Linked DNA regions of Homo sapiens: region 1 is linked to region 2. Evidence: chromatin loops called from intact Hi-C (ENCODE). Cell type or tissue: Caco-2. All regions are shown on one strand. Each heading gives the region's core, and the rest is flanking DNA. Links, peaks and the distances in the headings are about the cores only.

Region 1 (2,852 bases), core at 1-2,500, 170 kb after region 2:
CTGTTGCCCAGGCTGGAATACAGTGGTGTGATCATGGCTCACTGCAGCTGGAACCTCCCAGGCTCCAGCAATCCTCCCACCTCCCAAGTAGCTGGGATCACAGGCCCGCGCCACCGCATATGCCCAGCTATTTGTATTTTTAGTAGAGACAGGGTTTTGCCATGTTGCCCAGGCTGGTCTCGAACTCCTGGACTCAAGCAATCCTCCCGCCTCAGCGCCTGGCCCAAGACACTTTTTTTGTTTTTTTTTGAGATGGAGTCTTGCTCTGTCACCCAGGCTGGAGTGCAATGGCACGATCTCGGCTCACCGCAACGTCTGCCTCCTGGGTTCAAGTGATTCTCCTGCCTTAGCCTCCCAAGTAGCTGGGATTACAGGCACCCATTACCATGCCTGGCTAATCCAAGACACTATTTATAAGAAAACCTAGAACCAGTCTACACATCCAATAGTGAGGAAATGATTAGATGAATTACAGTACATCCACAAGATGGATTACTAAACAGACATTGGCATGATTTATGAAGAGTGTTTAATGTTTACAAAGAGCTTTTAATGATGTGGAAGATGGTGGTATAATAAGTAGGAAAAAACTGGTTATAAATGATACCACAATATGATGTCAACGATGAAAAAATGCACAAAAAAAGACTTTTTTAAAACGTCGAAACATCAGAGTGGTCTCTAGTTGGAGGAATAATTTTTTTTTTTTTTAAGACAAACTTCTTCATACTTTTTGTACTTTTAAAATGATTTACTATGTACATGGATTACTTCCATAATCAAGAAAAAAAGTAAAAACTTTTAAAATGCTGTGAACGTGGTTTCCATTTTTATTTTCTCTGATGGGTGACTGCACATCAGCATCTTGAGTTATGCTAACTACTTAGGCTGGTCACGACACACACACACATACAGAGAAGTCACACAGGCTGTACCGGGCTGGCTGTTGCAAATGTACATGAATTACACGGGTTGAAGTTGTTTGGCAGCTAGTTAACATATGCCACCCAATGACGGGACACAATCTGGTCACACGCTGCCTCTCCTGCCTGTTGCTGTTCTTTACAAAGGTCCGTGTGTCGGGCTGGCAAAGTGGCATCCTGCTGGCATCTCTGTGGTGGCCCCGGAATGGTGGAGTGCCCAGGTCAGCATCTACTCTGGGTCCCATTCTCAACTGCTCTGGCCTTGACATCAGAGCTTCCGGTTCCCTGCTGGCTCTTCTGCACACTGGATCCATGCCAGTCCAGGCCCCCTCCAGGCACACACCTGAGGCAGACTGAGAGCACAATGGACGCTGTCCTGATGTGAACTGTGCCCAGACACAGGATGGGGGGAAGCGGGAGATGTGACCACGACACCACACACAAGCTCGATCTTTACAGATGGGCCCTCTGGGACTGCTATATGGGTGGTGCCCGAGAGACACGGGGGCCATGTGGAGCCCTCCAGGGCACAGTTGCTGGGAGAGGACAGACGGGAGGGGACCTGTGCCCATGTGCCTAGCTCTGAGAGCAGAGCTAGGAGGGTGGATGGGGAACGTGTCCGACATGGTGCTAGATTGTTGAGAAGTCACGACTACACACAGCTGGGGAGCATGCCCCTCTCCCAGTTCATTCACACGGTGGGTTAGATACAGCTAGAGAGAAGTGGAGATATGCTTTTTTGAGGGAGGACCTTTCCTGGTGTTTGGATAAACAGTGAGACAGACTCCTGGGTTCGGCATGCTCTGGGGAGGACCATGCGACGGTGAGAGACTCCCTACTGCTACACTCTGTACAGGGTGGCCAGGCCCGCCTGCCGTGCCCATGGCCTCTGGTGACAGTCACGGGCTTGCCTTCAACCCCTTCTGCCTTGGAGAGCTCTTGGGCCCCGGTGAAATGGGGGCTATAAAGACAAGAGGGTGGGGGGGGGTCCCCATGGCCCAGGGCACCCCACGTGGGGGCTACATGATGTTGCACTGGGTGGCCCCGCAACAATCCTTGATCAGTGCCAGCCCCGTCTTGGCCACCGTGGGCTTGCTAGGTGGGGGCTCTGCTTTCTTCTCTGCCCGGGAGCCTGCAGCAAGATGTGGGCACAGGGAGAGGGGGAGAAAGGAACAGAGAGAGAGAGGTGAGGTGAGCAGAGCCCTGACCATCTGCAGCCCAGCCCCACTGCAACCCCTGGCCAGGTCTTGTTCCAGGCCTTGTTCAGGTGGTATGGAGAGCTGATGCACATTTCATATGATCCTCAGCTGGTCCTCATTTTATAGTCCTCATTTTATATGGTCCTCAATGCTCAGCTTCCAACCCTAACTTTCAGCCCTTCTCCTAGTCAGCTGTTATCATCATTGTACCTGCCAAGCCTAGCACAGGGCCTGACATCCAAGAAGTATTTGGTAAATAGATAAATGGGAAATTTTGTTCAAGTCACTTCAATCTGAGGGCTCATATTTTTCAATTTTTGAAAATGCTCATACATTGTCTTTTCAGATACCTCCACCTCCCATTCTCTGTTTTATCTCCTAGAATGCCTATCACATGTAAGTTGGACCTTCTCACTCTATCCTCTCGGTTTTATAACTTCTCTTTCATATTTCTCATCTCTTTTTCTCTTTGTGCTGCATTCTGTGTAACTTTCTCAGGGCTGTCTTCCAATGTATAAATTCTCCCTTCAGCTGTGTCTCTGTATTTAATCCATTGAGTTTTTACTTTATTGATAAAAAAAAATTTCAGAAGGCCAGTTTTTTGCATGTCTACTTATTCTTTTTTCATAGCATCTTACTATTTCATTTTGGGTTTTATTCCTTCTCTTAGCTCTTTGATCATTTAAAAGTACTTAGTTTATTTTCCTTTTTAAATAGTTCTATATTTTTG
Region 2 (2,908 bases), core at 205-2,704:
CCTCCCGCCTTGGCCTCCCTAAGTGCTGGGATTACAATCATGAGCACTACACCCAGCCAGGAGGTTTTAAGATTGATAGATGTCCCGAAAGAAGTGTACTACCGAGTCACTTTCTCTCTGCGCCTCTGTTTTCACATCTGTAAAATGTTTCCACATCTGTACATGCAGTAGCGTGCCTTACGAGGTTTGTCCATCCATAGATGGTTGTGCAGATGGAGGAGATAAGCATCTTTAAGGTGTGTGAGGGCCATGTGATATCAACTTCACCAGCCCTGGTGGACTCTAGGCAGCATGTTTTGGGGCCTCAGCCCTGTCTGGGTGCTGGGATGGCAGAACAGGATGTGGGCGGGCCATGGGGGCGCTGTCGGGTGGAGCTTCTGTGGGGCTCCTTGTCTTCTGACTTCATACCAAGATGCTCACGCCCCGCCCCCACGCCATGTGCTCAGGTGAACTCCTTCGAGCAGCTGTGCATCAACTACACCAACGAGAAGCTGCAGCAGCTCTTCAACCACACCATGTTCATCCTGGAGCAGGAGGAGTACCAGCGCGAGGGCATCGAGTGGAACTTCATCGACTTTGGGCTGGACCTACAGCCCTGCATCGAGCTCATCGAGCGACCGGTGAGGGGCACGTGGGCGTGCGGGGCTCCGTCACACCTTGTACACGTGTGTGGCCTCTGTGGAGCCGACGTGGACCCCACACTCTCCCCATGCACATAGCATTCCCCCACCCAATCCATCACCCAGTCCTGAAAGGCTGTAAGCTGAATCCTTGTGAACTCTTACAATTTCCATTAACCCACATTTTCATATCAAAGGTATTTTCTTTAATTTCTGCCTTCCTTCCATCCTCTTTTTTCTTCCTTTTTTTCTTCCCTACCCTCTTTCCCTTCCCTTTCCTTCTCTGCCATTGCTTTTTTTTTTTTTTTTTTTTTTTTTATGACATGGTCTGACTCTGTTGCCCAGGCTGGAGTGCAGTGGCACAATCTTGCCTCACTGCAACCTCCACCTCCCTGCCTCAAGTGATCCTCCCGCCTCAGCCTCCCAAGTGGCTGAGACTACAGGCGTGCACCACCACGCCCACCTAACTTTTGTATTTTCAGTAGAGACAGGGTTTCTACTAATTAGCCGGGCCTGGTGGTGCACGCCTGTGGTCCCAGCTATTTGGGAGGCTGAGGTGGGAGGATTGCTTGAGCCCTGGAGGCAGAGGTTGCTGTAAGCCGAGATTGCGCCACTGCATTCCAGCCTGGATAACAGAGTGAGACCCTGTCTCCAAAAAAAACTTTTCTAACAGGAACCCTAGGTGAATTCAAGTCAAGCAACAAATTCATTTGCAAGAATTATGAACTCGGCCGGGCGCGGTGGCTCATGCCTGTAATCCCAGCACTTTGGGAGGCCGAGGCGGGCGGATCACGAGGTCAGGAGATGGAGACCATCCTGGCTAACACGGTGAAACCCCGCCTCTACTAAAAATAGAAAAAATCAGCCGGGCGCCGTGGCAGGCGCCTGTAGTCCCAGCTACTCGGGAGGCTGAGGCAGGAGAATGGCGTGAACCCAGGAAGCGGAGCTTGCAGTGAGTCGAGATCGCGCCACTGCACCGTCTGCCTGGGCGACAAGGCAAAACTCTGTCTCAAAAAAAAAAAAAAAAAAAAAAGAGTTATGAACTCTTCATGATGTTGCCTGCGTGTTGCCCACTAGGGGGCGGCAGCAAACATTATGTTCTGCCTTCCATCCCTGTTACTGGTCCATTGGGCACAGGGTAATTTGAAGGTAGATTTGGAAGCATGGGGGTCATAAACTCATCTTTATATGTGGGCAAATACAGTATCAGATCTCGGCGGATGCCCATGCGTTGTGTATAGTTGGCCAGCTCTTCATGGAATGCCTGAGGTTGGGTGTTCTCTCTGATTCAAGCCCTACTTGTCTCCCACAGAACAACCCTCCAGGTGTGCTGGCCCTGCTGGACGAGGAATGCTGGTTCCCCAAAGCCACGGACAAGTCTTTCGTGGAGAAGCTGTGCACGGAGCAGGGCAGCCACCCCAAGTTCCAGAAGCCCAAGCAGCTCAAGGACAAGACTGAGTTCTCCATCATCCATTATGCTGGGAAGGTACCAGCCACAGGGCCCAGGGGACTCTGTCTCAGGGGACCCCCAGTGGCTGCTCAGCGCAGAGACAGTCTGAGAGTGGCAGAACCTTGGGCTGCCTGGAAACTGCAAAGCCATCTGCTGCTAAGCGAATCCCAACCAAGTCCTATTCGTAATTTGTCTACGCATCTGTAAGGCATCAGCTGTAGCCACTCTCATGTTTTCCAACCGTGACGTCCAGACAGTTATTTCTTTCTGTTTTTGTTGGAGACAGGGTCTCGCTTTGTCGCCCAGGCTGGAGTGCAGTGGTGCGATCATAGCTCACTACAGCCTCAACCTCCTGGGCTCACACGATCCTCCTGCCTCAGCTTCCCAAGTAGCTGGGACTACAGGTGTACACCACCATGCCCAGCTAAAATCTTTTTTCCTTTTTGAGATGGAATTTTGCTCTTGTCATCCAGGCTGGAGTGCAATGGCGTGATCTCTGCTAACTGCAACCTCTCCCTCCGGGTTCAAGAGATTCTCCTGCCTCAGCCTCCCAAATAGCTGGGATTACAGGCACCTGCCACCACACCCAGCTAATTTTTGTATTTTTAGTAGAGAAGGGTTTCGCCATGTTGGCCAGGCTGGTCTCAAACTCCTGACCTCAGGTGATCCACCCGCCTCGGCCTCCCAAGGTGCTAGGATTACAGGCATGAGCCACCGTGCCTGGCCGCCCAGCTAAATTTTTAAATTATGTATAGATATGGGGTCTTGCTGTGTTGCCCAGGCTGGTCTTGAATTCCTGGGCTCAAGAGATCTCCCTGCCTCGGCTTCCTGAAGTGCT

The links. A loop is a pair of places that touch in the nucleus more often than their neighbours do. Peaks named below come from ENCODE experiments on the same cell type or tissue, not always from the same donor. Only the 100,000 strongest peaks of a DNase experiment are listed, where the experiment ranks them.
Region 1: a loop joins it to region 2, with 10 times the contacts of the local background. A loop is called at or near these places in 1 of 110 quality-filtered maps.

The regions. Positions count from the first base shown.
Region 1 is chr16:15,585,920-15,588,771 of GRCh38, reverse strand. It overlaps MPV17L-BMERB1 (MPV17L-BMERB1 readthrough), which reads right to left. Exons shown (of 6, transcript NM_001414674.1): 6 at 513-2,055. The coding sequence ends at 1,943. BMERB1 (bMERB domain containing 1) reads right to left here. Exons shown (of 6, transcript NM_033201.3): 6 at 513-2,055. The coding sequence ends at 1,943. Among named protein-coding and RNA genes, the nearest start is that of MIR6506, 24 kb to the left of the region's middle. RefSeq lists an enhancer at 1,187-1,688. In Caco-2, for the core only: no CTCF peak of the experiment used is centred there; no DNase peak of the experiment used is centred there.
Region 2 is chr16:15,755,539-15,758,446 of GRCh38, reverse strand. It overlaps MYH11 (myosin heavy chain 11), which reads left to right. Exons shown (of 41, transcript NM_002474.3): 13 at 447-620; 14 at 1,933-2,106. Among named protein-coding and RNA genes, the nearest start is that of MYH11, 100 kb to the left of the region's middle. RefSeq lists enhancers at 12-645, 646-1,279. In Caco-2, for the core only: a CTCF peak has its summit at 1,707 (motif pointing right); a DNase peak (open chromatin) is centred at 1,704.